2 separate regions of the Mus musculus genome follow, and region 2 is linked to region 1. Evidence: chromatin loops called from intact Hi-C (ENCODE). Cell type or tissue: heart. All regions are shown on one strand. Each heading gives the region's core, and the rest is flanking DNA. Links, peaks and the distances in the headings are about the cores only. Region 1 has its middle 22 kb from the start of Stam2. Region 2 overlaps Fmnl2 (formin-like 2).

What was found. Peaks named below come from ENCODE experiments on the same cell type or tissue, not always from the same donor. Only the 100,000 strongest peaks of a DNase experiment are listed, where the experiment ranks them.
Region 2: a loop joins it to region 1, with 2.6 times the contacts of the local background. A loop is called at or near these places in 2 of 42 quality-filtered maps.

Annotation. Positions count from the first base shown.
Region 1 is chr2:52,758,875-52,768,754 of GRCm38, reverse strand. No RefSeq gene overlaps it. Among named protein-coding and RNA genes, the nearest start is that of Stam2, 22 kb to the right of the region's middle. In heart, for the core only: a CTCF peak has its summit at 5,619 (motif pointing left); a DNase peak (open chromatin) is centred at 5,594; H3K4me3 peaks cover 334 bases.
Region 2 is chr2:52,932,765-52,942,644 of GRCm38, reverse strand. All of the region lies in intron 1 of Fmnl2 (formin-like 2), which reads right to left. Among named protein-coding and RNA genes, the nearest start is that of Gm52511, 71 kb to the left of the region's middle. In heart, for the core only: no CTCF peak of the experiment used is centred there; no DNase peak of the experiment used is centred there; H3K27ac peaks cover 993 bases.

The DNA of each region.
Region 1 (9,880 bases), core at 3,110-8,109:
GAGAAGGAGGGAGAGAGAGCATAAGAGAGGAGAGAGCGTGAGAGCAAGAGTGAGAGCTGTGATCTAAGGAGATATGAGGTCTAAGTTTGGGAATCAGAGGGTGATCATTCCATGGGAACCTGGAAGAGAGGATGTTATTACTTGGGACTTCACACAATAAATCATATAGCAGATTGTTATGGCTGATCCTAAGATAAGCACCAAGACCAGCAGGGCCTAGTGGGGAAGCTTTTACTGTTTCGCCAAATGGACATGCTGTGCCCATCAAAATGCTTTCTAAATATTTATGTTTATGCCCGCAGATTAGTGCTGCTCCATCTTTGGCCGTGAGGTGCTTTTTGAAGTGAGCAGTGGTTACTTCAGAGCTCTGAGAATACATGATGGCTGGATACTTAGCCATGTCTATGACATCTTAGAACATCTCCAAAAACCTTCTCTTTCTGGTCAACTATAAGCAGGATGGGAGTCTTGCATCTCTGCCCTCATACGTGTTTGTCTCTGTATAAGTTACTTGTTTTGTTAAAGTGACAGAAGCCACTTAAGGGAAGAAGGGTTTATTTTAGTTCAACATTCAAGAGGACAGTCTTTCACGGAGGGAAAGTATGGTGGCAGAAGCTTGAGGTGGCTGGTCACACCACAGCCACCGTCAGGAAGCAGAGAACGGCTGAAAGGTCTTGGGTTGGGGATTGAAGACAGATACCGAGGAAGAGTGCTCCTTTGGTATTCAGTAGAGGAGTTATTAATGTTATGAAAAGATAGCATGGTGGAGTCTCTGAGGGGAGTTCATGAGCCTATGCCATAGAAAGACAGATGTCATGGCAAGGGCTCTGGAGAAAGCTCAGGTCCATGAGGTAGAGACAGTGGGTCCCTTCTTACAGAGCAGAGAGATGGTTTCATGCCACTTGGTCGATGAAGAGTCCATAGATTATGTGTGGTCAGGCTGCATCTGATACCCATGGCAGGAGAGAGAAAGGGGTGTCTTGGCATTGTGAGAAAGAGAGGAAGGAGCCTTGTTGGTAATGTGTCACACGTTACAGGATGTGGGGGAAAGTGGAAAGGAGGTGCACATTTAGGTAAAGTGTACCCATTCTATGGGCACTGGGAGCTCTCTGCTGTCTTGGAGTCCGGTGGCCTAAACCTATAAACTTTCTTGGATTTACACGATTTGCTTAGGAGTTTTCCCGACTCTTGACAGGTGCTCAGGGGAAAATGAAAGGAGACAGCCAAACAAAAAAGTAGGGAAGGAAGGGAGGAAGGAAGAAGGGAAGTTAGGAAAGCAAGCATCAGAGGCTCTTTTGAATTAAAGTATTAAAGACATTAAAGAAAGAAATCTTACCTCCTGCTTGTTGGCTCACCCTGTTGTAGGTGCAGATCAGAGTCCAGAGTGCATTTACTGAGATTTCCAGGTCCTGTGTCACAGAACAAAGAACTGAACCAGGGACACATTGATCATGGTAGACATAGGCACAGTATATCAAGAAAGAAAGTGCTCTCAAGTGAGGAGGTGGGCCAGAGGGCTGGGGCGGGTAGAAGCTCTCGAGGTGCTCAGCCATCAAAGCACTAAGCACTTGCGTCTTATTTACATGGCGCCCACATTTGGAGCTCCCAGGCTTCTCTCATGCATGCTCTAGTTCTTCATTTCTCCACGTGACTCTCCTGCTTTCAGGACTCCCAATTCCCTCCCCCACAGGGCTACATTGAGTGAATCCCCTTTCTTTGTTCTTCATCATTACTTGTCTCTGAAGCTGATGTACCGGGACAGGTGGCCAAGCCGTACCTACTTGGTATGATACCAACATAGCTTTTGTTCTAAAGCTCCATTGTGCTCTAAACGAAAAGAATCTGAGGTAATTTTGACGTATGTGAGGGGTAGCTTATAAGCCAATTTGATACCGTGCTAATAATATATAAATGCGAACATACATGTAGATAACATGTGCACACACATAGCCATACATAAAAACAGGCCAAGGAGCTGAGGGATGGCTCTGCAGTCAGGAGATGGTTGCTCTTGCTGAAGATCTGAGTTTGGTTCCCAGAACTGACATGGTGGCTCACAACTATTTGTAACTTCAGTTCCAGAGGAACTGATGCCTTCCTCTGCCTCTGTGGTCACTCTATGTGTGAGGTGTGCTGTCATACAGATAGGCAAAACACCCATACATATAAAATAAAAATTAATAAATCATAAAAAAAGGCCAAGATACTCCAAACTTTTTAGCTTCCATTGAGCTGTCATTGCCATTTTTAAGGCAGAATGCTGATCTGATATTTATTCCATAACATTAAGTAATTCTTTTTTGTTTTTACATTAAGTAATTCTTAATTCAAAATCCACATTTTACAAAAAGGCAGAGTTTAATGAAATGAAAAAAAAAAAACAAAGACTACATGAGATAAAGAACTGTTTTTTAAAACAACAACAAAACCCTAAACAGATTAACACTCCCTTACCCAAATTAAACAAAAGAAAGAAAGACCCAAATTAGTAAAATTAGAGATAAAAGAGAAGCCATTACAACAGCTACCAATGAAATTCAGAGAAACTTTAGGTCTACATGTCAAAGCGCATAATCCACAAATTTGAAAAAGTATAAGAAATGAATGAATTTCTAGATGCATATGACCAACCAAAGCTAACAAAAATGAAACAAACCAGTGAAGGTGGAGAGATGACTCAGTAGGGGAGGACACTTGCTCCTCCAGAGGACCTGAGTTTAGTTCCCAGCACCCTTGTCAGAAGGCTCACAACTGCCTATTAACCTCCAGCTCCAGCAGATCCAAAGGCTTCTACTGTACCTGCACACCCAGACCCGAGCCTTCACAGACCTGAGCCTTCACAGACCTGCACATACAGACCTGAGCCTTCACAGACCTGAGCCTTCACAGACCTGCACACCCATATGCACATGAATAAAAATAAAGATGAATTATAAAGAAATAACCATGTAAACAGATTTATAAGAAGTAGTTAGACTGAAGCAGTAACTTAAAATCTTCCAATTAAGACAAGGTCTGGGCCCAGATAGATTCACTGGTGAGTGTTAGCAAACCTTCAAAGAAGAATTAACACCAGTGCCTCTCAAACTACACCATAAACAGCAAAGGAAAAGACATTACCACATCCTCATTATGAATCTAGTATTAGTTAGATCAAAAGCAGATAAAGATAGAGAAATAACAAAAAGAAAACTACAGATCAATTTCCCTGATGAACACAGATGCAAAATGTCTCAACAAAATACTTGCAAACCAAATTCGAGAACATCTGTGGTAGTTGAATAAGCATGTCCTCCATAGGCTCATATATTTGAATACTTCGTTTTCGGGAGTGGCAGTATTTAGAAGGATTAGGAGGCGTGGCCTTGTGGGAGGAAGTGTGTCACAGGGGGTGGGCTCTGAGGCTATAGAAACCAGGCCCAGTGGCTCCTTCCCTACCCACTTCCTGTTGTCTGTGAATCCGGATGTAAAACTCTGCAGCGCCACATCTGCCTGTGTACTTTCAGGTTGTCCTCCATGCTGATGCTGACTAAACCTCTGGGACTCCAAAGCCAGCCCCAATTACATGTCTTCCTTTCTAGAATTGCTGTGGTCATGGTGTCTCTTCTCAGCAATAGAACACCAACTAAGATAGCATAAAAAAGATTGTTCACCATGATCAAGTTGATTTTTTATCTCAGAGATGGACATATGGCTCAATAGATGTAAATCAACAAATGCTGCAAACTTCACCAAATGAACTCAAAGACAGGAATCACATGATCATCTAAGTAGAAACGGAACAGGCTTTTGAAGAAATCCAGTGTTGCTTCTTGTTAAAAGTCCCAAAGCTCAGGGCATGGTGAAGCATGCCTTTAACTCCAGCATGGCTGGCAAAAATCCGAGTTAGCGGCCAAGCTGATGTACATGTGGCAAGATTCAGGACAGCCAGAGCTAAAAAAACCCTGACTCAAAAAAAAAAAAAAAAAAAAAAAAAGTCTTAAGAAACTCAGAATAGAAGGACCACATCTCGATATAATGAAAGCTATATATGACAAACCTATAGCCATCATTTTCTAAAATGAGGGGGAAATCACTGTATTTCCATTTATTGTGATAAAGATAAGAATGTTCATCTTCTTAACTCTTGTTCGATATACTACTGGAAGTTTTAGCCAGAGCAATCATGCAGGGGAAGCAAGCAAAAAAGATGCAGGCAGGAAAAGAAGAAGCCAACACACATCTCTAGTGCAGATGATATAACTTTGTATGGAAGAGACCCAACATGCAAGAGTCCCTAAAGACTCCACCAGAAAATTTCCAAAGATTATTTGAGAATGTCATACATATATACAATGTATTTTGATCATATCTACCCCCATATTCCCACTCCTGATCCCAACTTCAACTTCATCACCTCCTCCCCCCGCCCCCACAGTAAAATAACTCACAGAGTCCCGAGTCTAATTAGCACTAATCATAGGCATATGGGTGTGGGCCACTTACTGGAACATGGACAATTTATCAGTGGCAGTGGTACCCCAAATGGAGGAGGTGTCTCCTTTCCTCAGCAGCCATCAGCAGCCTACAAACCACTCAGCCAGGAGTTTAGCCATTTGAGTCTCTCCCACTCGTCCAAGCTGGAATCCTCGCTGGTCTGGTGCCGGTAACCAACCGCAGCTCCTGGGTAAAACGGTCATGTCATGTCCAAAGGTTGCGTTTTACAGCACCCCTTCCAATCCTCTGGCTCTTACACGATTTCCCTTTTCCTGTGACATGCGCCGAGCCTTAGCCGCGCACATCTACGGATATGAACATACCAAGAAGGCAGTTTAACAACACGATCATTAGGCAAAACAGCAATAATCCGTTCCAGTACACTGCTCTTAAGATTTTGGTCTCAGGGGAAAAAAAAAAAATCTTTTTAATGAATTTTTAATTGAGCTTAAAAAAAATGTGATCTCAATAACTCTTTTTGTTCCCAAGAATTACTGAATCTTTACATTTGAAACTAAAGTGGAGAAATGTCAAAAATATTTACATACTGATTCATTAAAAAGTAATTAGCACATTATATGTCACCATAATAAATTTTTATAAAAAATTCAAAATTAAACAAATTTAGTACAAAAAAAAAAGTCATCTTACTTTTTTTTTTTTTTTTTTTTTGAGAAATTTCACATCTGGCTTAATGGAAAACAGCTGCATTCTGAAGACTTCATTTGCATCCAATATGTGGCAAACGTGTTATTTTGGTTCAAGCAAATGAGGGAAATCTAGCCTTTCGCAAATATGTAGTTGGAAATAAAGAAGTGCTTAAAAACCTTTACAGAAAACTAGAAATACAATTGGCAGGGTTTCAACGGTAAACAGCAGAGAGGAATCTGAAACCGTATCAGGAACTGGAGAGACGCCTGAGCCTTTGAGAGCACTCCACTGCTTGGGTGTGTGTGCGCCTTTAACTCCCGCAGGGAAACCCAGGTTAGCCTACTCTCCATGGAGAGCTCCGCAGCCAAAGAGACATAGTCAGACTCCGTCTCAAATAAGGAAAGAGAAAACATCAAAAGATCAGAGGATGCAAGTTTGGTCTCAGCACCCACGTGGCTAAGTCCAGTTCCAGGGATCAGACGCCCTCTTCTGGCGACCTCAGGTACTGTACTCCTGTGCACAAATCCACCTCACCCCACTCACACACACATAATACACATAATTAAAAATAAGATAGAGATGTGTTTCAGACCCGTATCAATGGTCTTTTCATACCGTGTCACGAAAACTCATCTGGCTTCTTTTGCTTTCTGAGAGGATCTGCTTTCAGGAACTCCAAGAATCACTGTTCTTTGGAAACCTTCTGTATTTTTCGGTTGTGAAATGTACTTGGAAATTTATTTTTATTCAGGCAGGGCAAGTGCAGCTAATCACGAGATGTTCGCCACTGAAAAGCCAATGTGCACCTGTGAACTCCACTTTCTCAGGAAGTCGAGGCAGAATTGCCGCAGCTCAGAAACTGAAGCCAACTTGGTTTTTTAAAAGGGGAAGGGGTGGAGGAGAAGAGGAAGATGGAGAGGGGAAGGGAAAGTTTATTTTTTACAGCTCGAAAGAAGAAAGGCAGTTTAGTTCAATATAAGGCTAGGTGGTCAGCCCCGGGGAATTTAGGTGGAGGGAAGGTGGCAGACAGGGCCTTGCCTGGACTTAAGACTGGCTTTTTTGCATCAGAGGTATGAATATAGGAGTGTTGTCTGCTCTCTTTAGGAACTGGACACTTCTACAAAGGACAGCCCCCGCCACCCCCCCCCCCCCTGGAGTGACAAGGCTGCAACTTATCAAAACACCATGTAATATAGAAAATGAAAACCATGATTAATAGACTCCTCAAGTTGGCTTCATTGCTTTCTCATAATATACCAGAGACATTTCTCTTTCCATTTTCATAATTGTTAATCCTTATATTTATTTTATCCCTTTGAACTTTTATTGCCCATCGAAAACTGAGCTCCAAGCTCCTCTGTATTTTGAAGACTTTCCTAATGATAATCATATATTGCTTTGCATCACTACTCAAATTGTCTCATGTGGTTATTTAACGTTTCATGGATAAGCTATGTCTCTCCGACTAGACAATGTCTTGAGATCAGCAACCTCATGGCATACTGTTCAATACTGCTGAGATCTTCCGGAGGGTCTCTCTTTATTGGGTAAACCTTCAGCCATTGCGTAGGAACACACCCCTAGCTTTCTTGCTCTGTCTAGCTGGGCCGTTCCCATCTCTCTGGATCTTTACTTACTTGGTTGCCTCTGTGGTCTTTCCCTTTGGACTAGATAGGTGTTTATCATTGCGCCTCTGGTGATGCCCTTGCCTCCACATGTATTCTGAGTTGTTCCTCAATTTTCCTTTGGGTTGTAGGAACAGTTAGATAGATACAGAGTCTGTTATTGTGGACCTTGTACAAATTTGTGTGGCATTGTGGCTCCAAAGTCTATTCTATCACAGTTTCCAATGCTTTGAAAATTCTCATTCATGGTGGTGTCATTGAAGTAACACTTTAAAGATTTGTGATTATTATTTTTTGATTGTATATATAAGTGTGTGTATGTGGGTATGTGCATGTGAGTGCAACTCCTGAAGAGGCCAAAAGAGGGAGCTATAGCCTCTGCTGCTGAAGTTACAGGCAGTTGCGAGGGCCTGACTGAGGGCACTGGAAATCAAACTCGGGTCCAGTTACAAGAGCAGTTCATACTCTTAACCCCTGAGCCATCTCTGTACAGCCCAAATAATCAAAACTTTAAAGAGCATCCTCAGATTTTTTTTTCTGCATCCGTGCATTGTAGTAACTTTAAGATAACTCATCGACATATCTAAACAGCCTGTTTTCATTGTCTATCACACCCTCTAAGTCTTTGCCTAAAAGAAACTTGAGGACCGGAGCTAGAGAAAGTATCCAAGGAGCTAAAGAGATCTGCAACCCTGTAGGTGCAACAACATTTTGAACTAACCAGTACCCCGGAGCTCTTGACTCTAGCTGCATATGCATCAAAAGATGACCTAGAGGTTGGTGAGATGGCTCAGCAGGTAAGAGCACCCAACTGCTCTTCCGAAGGTCCGGAGTTCAAATCCCAGCAACCACATGGTGGCTCACAACCGTCCGTGACGAGATCTGACTCCCTCTTCTGGAGTGTCTGAAGACAGCTACAGTGTACTTACATATAATAAATAATAAATCTTTAAAAAAAAATGACCTAGTCGGCCATCACTGGAAAGAGAGGCCCATTGGACATGCAAACTTTATATGCCCCAGTACAGGGGAACGCCAGGGCCAAAAAGTGGGAATGGGTGGGTAGGGGACTGGGGGGGAGGGCATGGGGGACTTTTGGGATAGCATTGGAAATGTAATTGAGGAAAATATGTAATAAAAAAAACATTTAAATAAATTAAAAAAAAAAAAAGAAACTTGAGGACCAAGGCTAAAACTCACTTATATAGTATTTACCTAGCATTCATAAGTTCCTGTGAGGCCCTGGATTTAATTCCAGAACCCCACTTTTCACCCCCCAAAAAGAAGACTTGAAAGTCATCTCAGAGCTGGACGTGGTGGCGCACGCCTTTAATCCCAGCACTTGGGAGGCAGAGGCAGGAGGATTTCTGAGTTCAAGGCCAGCCTGGTCTACAAAGTGAGTTCCAGGACAGCCAGAGCTATACAGAGAAACCCTGTCTCGAAAAAAAAAAAAAAAAACAAAACAAAACAAAAAAAAAAAAGAAGAAAAAAAAAGTCATCTCAGCTTTATTTGCCTTGACTAATTAGCCCTACTTGAAAGAATAACATGAAGCCAATGTTGGCATCTCACAAATGGCATAACTGAAAAAAATGTACCAACCAAAGGATAACTGTGAAAGTTTAGAAATTATCCTTCCTGCAGCTGGCTCAGTATTACAACTTGGTTAGAAACAGCTAGAAACAGTTTACAAGACTTTAAAACTAAGCAGGTATACTGAGGGATATCTAAAGAAAAAAAGAGGTTTTTTTTTGTTTGTTTGTTTGTTTTTTTGTTTTTCATTTGCTCAAATCCCAGATCCTTTTATAAATACAAATATAGAAACACCTTTTTCTGACAGGAGGCTAAAACATTAACAGATGTGCAGTATTTATATTCTTAATCATTTATCATTTAGCTGGCATACTGTATTTTAGTGTGTGTGTGTGTGTGTGTGAGATGTGAGGGCGTGAGTCACATTGCTTGTGTGAGGTCAGAAGAGAACTTTTGAGATTTGGTTGATTCCTTGCCTTCTAGGTTCTGGTGATGTAATCCAGGTTGTCAGGCTTGCAAGGCAAGCACCTTTATCCTCCGAGCCATCCCGCTGACTGGGATGTATGGGTCTATTCTCTAATAAGGGATAAGGCTGGAGTCTGTTAGTGTTCTAAATCAGTTTGAAAGGAAAGTTTCGTTTTGATTAAGTAGAAGATGTAGACTTACGATTAAATGTTAGTTTCCAAATAGTAATTAAGAAATAGATCAAAGCAGGGCGGTGGTGGCGCACGCCTTTAATCCCAGCACTCAGGAGGTGGAGGCAGGCGGATTTCTGAGTTCGAGGCCAGCCTGTTCTACAAAGTGAGTTCCAGGACAGCCAGGGCTATACAGAGAAACCCTGTCTTGGAACCCCCCCCCCCCAAAAAAAAAAACCTAAAAGAAAAAAAAGAAATGAAATAGATCAAGCCGGGCAGTGGTGGCACATGTCTTTAATCCCAGCACTCGGGAGGTGGAGGCAGGCGGATTTCTGAGTTCGAGACCAGCCTGGTCTACAGAGTGAGTTCTAGGACAGCCAGGGCTACACAGAGAAACTCTGTCTCGGAAAAAACAAAAAAGAAAGAAAGAAAGAGAGGAAGAGAGGAAGAGAAAAGAGAGAGAGAGAGAGAGAAAGGAAAGAAGGAAGGAAGGAAGGAAGATTGATTAAGGCTGAGAGCTGCACTAATTTATGTAACTTTAATGATATTCCTTTTCAGTGTTTAAGGCTCTGCCCTATCATTGGCAGTGGGGGTGTGATGTTTGCATACCATCCTGTATTATCTATGAAAATTTCACTCCATATACATAGTTAATATCTCCATATACATAAAGTTAATATCTTATATTATGGGAAACCGAGAACTCCAATCATCCTAAATTTTACAATCTGATTCTAGGAGCAGTAGAGATGGCTCAGAGGTTAAGAGCACTTTTTGCTCTGGGTTCAGTTCCCAGCACCCACATATCAGCTCACAGCTGTCTGTAATTTCAGTTGCAGAGGACCTGATACCCTTCTTGGCTACCCTGATCACCAGGCCTTCACATGTGCACACATATTCATGCAGGCAGCACACATACACATAAGATAAAAACTAAATCTTAAAAGGAAAAAAAAAAAAAG
Region 2 (9,880 bases), core at 2,492-7,491, 170 kb before region 1:
ACCTACTTACTTGGTCTGTTCTTCACTGCCACAACTAGTTCACCATTGCCTTCCACAACACAACATATAGAATCCTACACACAGCCATCACTTAAAACATTTTTGGAGTGACTTTGATCCACTAGTGTTCTAGCTTGCCTTCTGTGATGTGATAAACACCATGGCCAAAAGCAACTTGGGAAGGAGAAGGGCTTTTCCGCTTACAGGTTACAGTACATTATTGAGAGAAGGTAGGACAGGAGCTTGAGAAACCAATGGAATCTTGTTCCCAGGTTCACATCCAGGGACATTTCTTACACAGCCCAGACCCACTTGCCTAGAGATGGTGCGACCCAGAGTGGGCTGTTCCCCCCACCCCCGCAGCAATTAGCAATCAAGAAAATGGCCCCACAAGCCAATCTGATGGCAGCAATCCCTCAGGTGAAGTTCTCTCTGCCTAGGAGTAGCAAGCTGATAGCCAATGTTAGTCACTACAATGGCAAACCGCTCCCTAAATTTAACCAAAGCTGGCTCTAAAGAGAAGCATGAATATTCTCATTGACTGTTATCACTATTGCTTCTTAAAAGGGAAATTTAATAACATCCAGGATCCTTTTAAGAAAAGGACAGAAAAAGAAACGGTTTCCCTTATATATTCATAAGTTAAAAGGGTAAGGCGCATGAAGCAACACATTGGGTGTGATCTCATTTTGTCTTCTTTCAAAAGTGGTGTCTGCCCTGGAAATGGGACCAGAATCTATGAGAAGTAAGTGGATGAGATTGCACAAACTGTAACCCAAGCATCGGCCACATAGCCGACAGGAACCCTGCACAGAAAATTCTGGAAATTTCCAAACAAAAAGCTAAACTTCAAGAGATACTTTAATAACACTGGGGAAAGAAACTAGTTTGAAGAGGAAGTAGTCTCAGTACCTTTTGAAGCCCTTTCACATCACATGTTATTTTGAAAGTTTGGAAACTTCGTCTCCAATATAAGATATTTTGTTGCTGCTTTTTTTTTTTTTTTTAAGAAAACAATTATAGAAAGAGAAACTTTCAAGAAGTAACTTTTCGGCCAGGCAGTAGTGGCGCAAGCCTTTAATCCCAGCACTTGGGAGGCAGAGGCAGGTGGATTTCCAGAAACCCTGTCTCAAAAAAACAAAAACAAACAAGCAAAAAAACCCAAAAAACAAACAAAAAAAACCAACAACAACAAAAATAAAAACCAAGAATATAACTTTTCTCTGCTCTTCCTGCCATCTGACTCCCTAGTTCTCCACAGTACCTTTTAGGAGAGAGAGGCTAGAGTGCCAGTTCTCTTTGTGCTTGTTTTAGGGACTGCTGTCAATCATTTCTAGTTCCCAACCACCTGGCCAAAGCAGGAGAAATAAAGCAGGTGGATACAATCCTTGCCTAGCACAGGTAAGCGGAGGGCTGTAATTCAAAACTCCAGGCTTGCTATCACTAAGGACCTGGTAGGGCAGAGACTGGAAGGCAAAGCAGGAGGCATGCCTGTGTGCCTGATGGTTTATTTCCTCAGATGTATCAGTTGTGCTTAAAAGGACTGCTATTACAAATTCCTTCTAGGTTTCGTTCCTTTTTTAAAGATCATATATAAAGAAGGCACTGGATCCCACTACAGATGGTTGTGAGCCACCATGTGGTTTCTGGGAATTGAAGTCAGGACGTCTGGAAGAGCAGTCAGTGCTCTCAGCCGCTGAGCCATATCTCCAGCCCTCCTTCTAGGCTTCTTAAAAACCATTATCTGGCATGAACAGGTGATGGACTTGACCTTAAAGTATACATTCTTATGGTAGCTCAATTTAAAATCAGGAATTAGATATGAAAAACTTTTCTAAAACTATCCATTTTAAGTAAAATGCATTGTTGCTTTTTTAGGCCTCTTTGTATTTATGGTGTAGAAATACACCCTCATTTCAGTTGTCCATCTGGTCTTTACTAATTAAACCAGAAACACTATTTTCACCTATGATCAAAAGAAAACATTTTGGATCAAAGGTCAGTGATTAGACTTCCTGTGACTTGATGGAGATAAATTTAAAATCATACACAAAAACAGTTTTTGACCATCAAGAGTTAATGGTCACACTGTGTCTGCCTTGGAGCTAGGCACCTCCAGTGTGTGATCCCAACACTCCAGAGGCAGAAAGGATCAGGAGGGCAAGGTCATCCTTAGTGACATGATGAGTTCAAGGCCAACCTTCTGAGCGACAGGAGACCCTGCCTCACAAGGAAGAACATTATGTGACCATACCAGGAAGATTAATAGGCCAATTTCTACCACCAACAATTTTGTTGAAAAGCAATTCAGTTCAGCCATAGAGAACCTTACTAGAGAGGGACAGACAGAAGAGGGAGGAAGGGAGGGAGGGGGCCAATGACAGCTCAAGAATCATTATAGTGAAAAGAAGCCTCAGTTTCTCTTCCTCACCCTCTCTCTCCATCTCCACCTGCTCAGAACCACAGCACTGAAATATTTTTTATCTTCACGGTAATCGAAGAGATGAAAAAACACCTTGATCATCCCCAAAAGGATAAGCAGCCTCCACCATAAATCTGCCACATTGTACAGACAATGCTGACAGAGGCTGCGCTCAACCTGGGAGGCCAGAGAGTCCTCCATAGAGCAGTGCTGAGAGGCACCGTATGGTCTAGAGTATTAGACCAGAGACATGGGTGAGGATTCTCCTGGGAACCATCAAGAATCACAGACTGGAAACAAAAAAGGGCTCAAAAGTTGCACCTTTGCTTACTTTAACCTAAGTTACAGATACCATGTAACTAAAACTCCAAGGGAGCGGGGAGCACTTGAAAGAAAATGGCCCCCACAGGTTCATACGTTTGAATACTTGGTTGCCAGTTGGTGGAACTCTCTGGGTGGCCTTGTTACAAGAGGTGTCACTGAGAGTGGGGCTTTGACGTTTCAAAAGGCTCAATGCTATTCCAAATGTGTGCTTTGCCGCCTGCTTGTGTTGAGGTCTGAGCTCTCAGCTGTTCCTGTCACCAAGGCTTTGCTCTGCCATCATGGACTCTAACCTGTTGAGATGCTGACGTGTTGATCTTTTATAAATTGCCTTGGACATGCTGTTTTACCACAGCCATGGAAATCCTAACGAAAACAAGAAGATCACAGGAAAACACCATCTACAAACAGGACTGTTGAGCTGCAACTGATTTGGGTCTAATATAGCAGTTTGTTGTGTTATTATAAAATGGTATATAAGGATGGGGGTATTAGCAGCTTAGAGGTAGAATGTTTGTCTAGAAATTAGAGTCCCCGGTTTCAATCCAGAGGGGAAGGGAAAGAGAAAGAGATAAAACTGTACATATAATAGTATTCTTTTATCTCAGATGACAGTGCTAACAACTATTAGAATGTTACATAGTAAACAGCACACTACTACAGCTGCCTTTTACAGAAATTTAACAAGAATTTCTGTTTCAGGCATTCAGGTAAGAACCCTGTCTGACCTCTGTTATCTAGAAGCTCACAACAGAGGACAACCACCAGGACAATCACTGGACTCCCAATCAGGCCAAACGACCTCAGGTAGCTGCCTCTATGATCCCAGCACTGAACACGCACAACTTCTGTCTTAGCAAGGCCTGTACCTACTGCTTTATACCTAAGTAAAAGTCCCCGTGGTGGGCCTTCAGGGGGAAAAGGCAGAGAAACTTAAGTCAGAAAACCAAACTTTATCTGACCCTTCCAGGACTTTGGAAAGTTGATTTAACTACTCAGGTTTCAATGCCTACAGGGATAAAATGAGCAGATGGCTTCTGAAGACTTCCTTCAAGTTCCTTTCAGCCCCACCAGCCTCTCCTAATTTACAGCTAGATAAAGCAAAGCTGCCAGACGAAAAGGTAGAAGGTGAATAAGCATTTGAAACCTGGCACCCTCTCATCAACTCTGCAGACTGATTTTCCTCGGGAACTGAAATGTGACACCACACCCTGTGGAAGACAGAAAGGAATGTCTGGATTCCTGATCTCCACAAACTTCTGAAAATAACTTATAAACACACAGGCACGTGTGCACTTGTGCATAAACTGGTTAAATCAGAACAAGACAGGAAGAACCTAGTGACCATGTGGCTGTCACGAGTGAAAAGGAAGATGGGTGAGAAGCTGAAACCAGAAAGGTCAGTGTGTAAAATTTAGCAGGAAGAAGTATTTCATGACTCATCAAGTACTGGAACCCACAGCTAGTGCTTTAGTGACACCTAGTTTAAATGTCACAGTGTAGGAGGTGACTATCTCCTCTGCATGAGTAAGACCACCACAACCACATGACAGACGCTGTCCACAGCATAAGAAATGTCCACCCTAAGGAGACAGAGGTTGAACTTATCTACACGGTGACTTTTTATACTACCAAAACTGTCTATGTACAAACAAGAACATCTCTCCAATTAGGCATCTTGGCCTTAAGTATCAAGAGCTTCCCAGGCCTTGTCCCATCATCCCTTTGACAATGCTGTCATTTTGAGCCAGTACAGCTCCACAGAAGCAAGCCACACAACCTGCAAGTTAATCATATCACTGCTTATACTCAGATAAAGAAATTCAGAAAGATCAGAAATACCTGACTCCAAAGCCACACTGCCACTTGGTTATTTATTCCTCAGAGCATGGTCCCTTGAGGGGCATTGTCGCTCCAGTAACAAGAAGTACCTCTCCACCAGGCCAGGTCATTGGCAATGTTTCCAAAGCTCTTCGGATGAAGTGCAGCTAGGCTGGATATACAGGTACATGTGCACACACCCCAGAGGTCAACAGGCTTGCTTGGAAATTCTGTCAGAAAGACTTCCCTGACTCGCCAGGCATCCTCAGCCACCAGCATCCAACACAGGTGTCCAAAATGGCTGCTGTTGACTTTATAAATTAATGATGCAGAATCTTGTGTCTGAGTTTTATTTTGATAAGTATGTGATCCCAAACCAGGCCACACAGTAGCACAAGAAAAATGAGAGTGGGATTTTCAAACTCGGCAGAATTCTAACTTCTCATACAGTCCTGCAGTTCACACGCTGGTCCCAGAATACCCTCTCTTGATTGGACAATATGGCTGTCAAAAGTTAAGAGGCTCCGAAATGGATGGAAATCTGCCTGAAGCAATGGTTTCCTTTCTGGTGAAGAATACACCCATCAGAATAAAAAGTAGCAGCCCAAGGAGAAAAAGTGACAAATTAATTAATTAATAAACATAGCAAAGACTGACAGAAAAGTGCAAAGAGTTGAGTTTTCCCATGCCAGAATGTCCTGACAACTACTATTCACGAAATGAAACTGCAGTTCTTCTGAAACCTTTTGAAAGCCAGTGGATAGAGAAACACTAAACAAGCTCACGTGGTTAAGTTTTCTCTCTGAAGCCAACAAGGAACTGTCAACAAGATTCCCATCTTCCACATTCCCATTTGCAGGGAGAGCTGGTTTTGATCCACAGTCAGTCACTGCACACCTCTACAAGCCTGCCCAAAATACCAGCACCCAGGGAGATCCAAAGATCATCTGCCTAAACAGAGAACCTGTCCCAGGCCTCAGAGCAGGCAAGGTCAGTGGGCACATTGGCAAACTGAATACTGGAACCATTTGCTGGAAAAGAGGAGGACTGAAGTGGGGTAAGGACAGGCGCTGGGGTCAGCCCTTCTTACAGATCATTCCCAAATTTCTAAGGCGTTGAAGAGAACATTGTGACCACAACACAGATCATACCTCAAACAACATATACCCTAAGGTAAGAGCCTTCTAGCACGGCATCTTATGTTCACTATAGAAACTAGAAGTTCACTGAAACATGTTTCATGCTCTAACATAGGCTAACATACAAACACTAACATAGAAGGAAAATGGTGAATTATGGGACGAATCTCAGATGATTGACAAGGGCCATGAACACCAACAGGATAGATTAATTGGACCATTGATCAGGGACAACACTTCTTGAATCAGACTGGCTCACTCTATCCTGCTCTGATGCCTGCCATCTCCCCCCCCCCTCACTCTGTGCTCACTGAGGGCCTTAGCATACTTAGAAACGCATATTTTCATCCCTTACTTGTCATTACTAGTGTGTGGCAGGAGCCAAGTCAGCTACCTTGCCCATCTTTTTGCTTCCTCATCTGTAAAATGCCAAAAATAAATAAAGAGTACCCAAATGGGGTCTTGGGCAGTAAAAGAGGACTGGGGCCCTAACCCCCATGCCTCAGGCCCTGGGTTCTATCCAGTAAGATGCGGCTGTGCAAAGTGAGAATATGAACATTCCTATTCCAGAGAGCACTTGAGTTCATGAATTAAATGAATTAATTTTCATAAAACATTTTTAAAGAGTGCCTGACATTAGGTGAGTAATGTCACCTTTGATTAGAATAAAAGTTAAGTTTTTAAATGATTTCTTCCTCTGGCAATAAGTCACCAGGCATCATAAAAGTCAAGTTTAAAAATGAGAGCCAGGCGTAGCAATGCACGCTTGTAATTTCAGCACTTGGGAGGAAGAGGTGGGAGGATCGGGAGGACTCCGAGGCTAAACACTGAGGATTCCAGGCCAGCCTGGGTAGGTGATATCCCATTGCAAAAAGGAGTTAACACAGCTGTTGCAAGGTTTCTCTGGGGGAAATGAAAATATTCTAAAATTAGACTGTGGTGGTAATGACACGACTCTATAAATCTATTACACTTTAAAGTAGGTCAGTTTTATAGCAAAGTATACTTCAATAAAGTAGTTCTTAAAACAGCCCGTCAAATAGGTGTTTCTTACACATAAATAAGACCCTATGGTACACCTTCTGTCATAATAACAGAAATCAACACTCATACCTAGTTGGGATGAGAATCTAGGGTGTCAATTCCCTATCCCTGGGGTAGGTGGTCTTCAGGCAATAACACGGTAGTAATAGCCACGAGTGTGGAACATTCATGATCTTGTCACATGAGGCACCCAGACTTTGGCAAGCAGCAATGTGTAGAAAAGAAAAAAGAAAAAAAGAGTCCCAAGATAGCCCGCAACTTCTGGGAAGGATGCTTCATTCAACCTCAAAACGATGTAAGAACTTGATACTTGATAGCTAGGAAAGCACGCCTCAACAAGAATGTACTTTCCCTGAATTTCTTAAGCATCTTCCGGAGAAGCTGTGAGCACTGCACTGTGACCCCCACATCAAGAGCTCAGACCATGTGAGACTGGCGACGGTGATTTCAAATCACCCCATACAGCCTACGACAGCTTCTTCTCACCTCTCCAAAAGCTAGTTCCTCCTCTGTAAAACTACCTGTTTCCTAAGTGTTCCTAAGTGTAGGAGGCATCCCAACTGAGGTGCGGTAATAGCAGTTACTTTATGATGTAATTATATATAAACATAAACCCACACAATGCAAAACAGCAAGGCCACCAATGCTTTTTATTAATTTCTGTTTACAGCACTTCTGTGACAGCAATCCTTGGTAATACTTCTCTACTCCCCATAGTTTACCCAGTATAAAAGGAAATTAGCTCCATAGTGGTAGCCAATGTTCAACAATAGGAAGACATGCTGATGACAGAACCCAACCACGCCATACTCGTTCAAGTTCCAAGGTGAATTTTGGATTCTCATAAGTATTTGAAACAAGCCACTTGAAGAATTTGGGAGTCTGAATGGTAGGTAGTGGTACCTACCATTAGCCATACTGGCACACTACACATAGTTCAGAGGCACTGAGAGCCCCACCCTCTGCAGGCCTATGGACACTCTCTTACATCTCTGAATTATAGATTAGTTTCTCAAGGCACGTGTGCACTGATTTCAATGACCTCACATTTTATGTGCCGGCTAGTAATTGTCCACAAACACACTCATGATGCTGTGGTGCTCACATTCTGTCTCCACTCCTTACGCCGTCACAGAGGAAGGAAGATAATTGGTGGTTGGCCAAGTACTTGACAAGACAGCTTGAGAGCGAAGCAAATCACTTCAGGGTCCAGGAGTAGCCCACAATTTTGTTGTTAAAAACTCTGAAGCAGTTCAACTGACTTCCTAGCCAGACACTTTGCAGTGATGCTTGCCTGGGATTCTATCACTTGGGAGTTGGAAGCAGGAGGACCAGGAGTTCAAGGCCATCCTCAGCTACATATTACATTCAAGGCTAGCCTGAACTGGGAGGAGCAGGAAAGGAGAGGGGCATGGAATGAGGGGAAGAGAGAGGGTTAATATCCAAATATGTAGGTAGGTATCATCATCACTTCTACCACCATGGACCAAGCCCTCAGCGTCCATTTAATTTATTCTTCTCTTTGTTCTAGTCTGCAAATCTCCATACAATCAACCAACCAGGATGAGGTGGAAGCTCAGAGCTTGTCTGTCAGCCAATTAGGTTTCAGATGGGTGTGGTCGGCTCTATCTCAGACCTTTATGAGCTCAAACCAACACCCACGTGACCATACTGAACCATGCATGACCATACTGAACCATACATGACCAACCATATATACTGCACAGAGCACTCCTCACCTGCAGTGTAAGGCTGGCACCTATTCAGAAGGGAAAGGACATCCTTTCCCCCCACTTACATTTTAAGTAACACTTCACTTCTGCAACTCACTTCTCACAAGTAATTCACTTTGCTCTTAAGCATCCCATGTACTCTGAAAAATTCTCCTTACACTCAAACTTGTCTTTCCAGAAAGCATTCTTAGGCCAGTGAGCTGCTCTGGCATTTGCCAGCAAGCCTGATAACCTGAGCTTGGTCCCTAGGGTCCTCCTGACACATGTTTCCCACCCTTCACAAGCCTGCTGTGGCCCATCTTGACCATGAGAGTGTACAGACATGCAAACACATGGACACGTGAGCAAGTGGAGTAACTGAATGTAAAAAAATTAAAGCCATCGCTGTTTCACTATTCTCTCTTCAATAAGGTGGTATTTAGTCAGCACGCTGTCTGAGGTATCTGTTAATGGGTCTCTTCAAGATGCTTTTTCAAAGGCCTTTCATGCAATCATTTCATTGGCCTTGTAGAATTGGCTTTGACACAAGGGCTAATGGAGCTAAAACTTTTCCTCCCCCTCTAAGTTCTTCCTAACGACTTATAAATGCCTAAGCCTCAGGGAAAACATAAAAAAAACTGATGGCTCTGCCTTGATGCCTGGCTCTCGCCTTGGCCTAATCCATCTCTGTCCCACCAGAAACTTGCCTTCTACAGCCAGATGCTGTCCACATTTCAGAGCATCCAGCAAATATGCTCACTAAATAGCTGCTTATAGGCCACAGGAAGCCCCCGTCTCCTCGTGGTATCTATAGTCTCAGTCCTATCCTTGCCTTTCAATCATCAAGCCCCTGTTCACAGCCTTGCTTCAAACAAGACAACTTCAAGATGGACCCCAGAAAAAGAAATCTGTAGACGGTTAACTGACGGCACACTATATTTGCTTTTGCTTTTGTTGTTGTTGGGTTGGTTGGTTGGTTAGTTTTTGAGATAGGGTTTCTCTGTGTAGCCCTGTCTGTCCTGGAACTCATTCTGTAGACCAAGCTGGCCTCAAACTCAGAGGTCCAGATGCCTTCTGAGTTCTGAGACAAAAGGTGAGCACTATTACCACCCAGCTTCCATGTTTAAGTTTAAAGCATTCTTGGGCCAGCAGGTAGTCATTGCCAAGTAAAGTTTTTCAGTCCCTGCACAAATACAAATCAAAATTGTGATAACAGGCCGCTCCACAATCAGTAGGGTGGCTTTAAAGGAAGAAGAAAGACAAAAAGTGTTGAAAGTATTACAGAGAAATGGGAACCCACATTGCTGGTCATAATGTAAGATGTTATCTCCACTGTGGGAAACAGAAGTTAAAGGGTAACACACACCTATAATCCAAGTACCAGGGAATGGTGATTTTGAGTTTGAAGTCAGTGTGGGCTA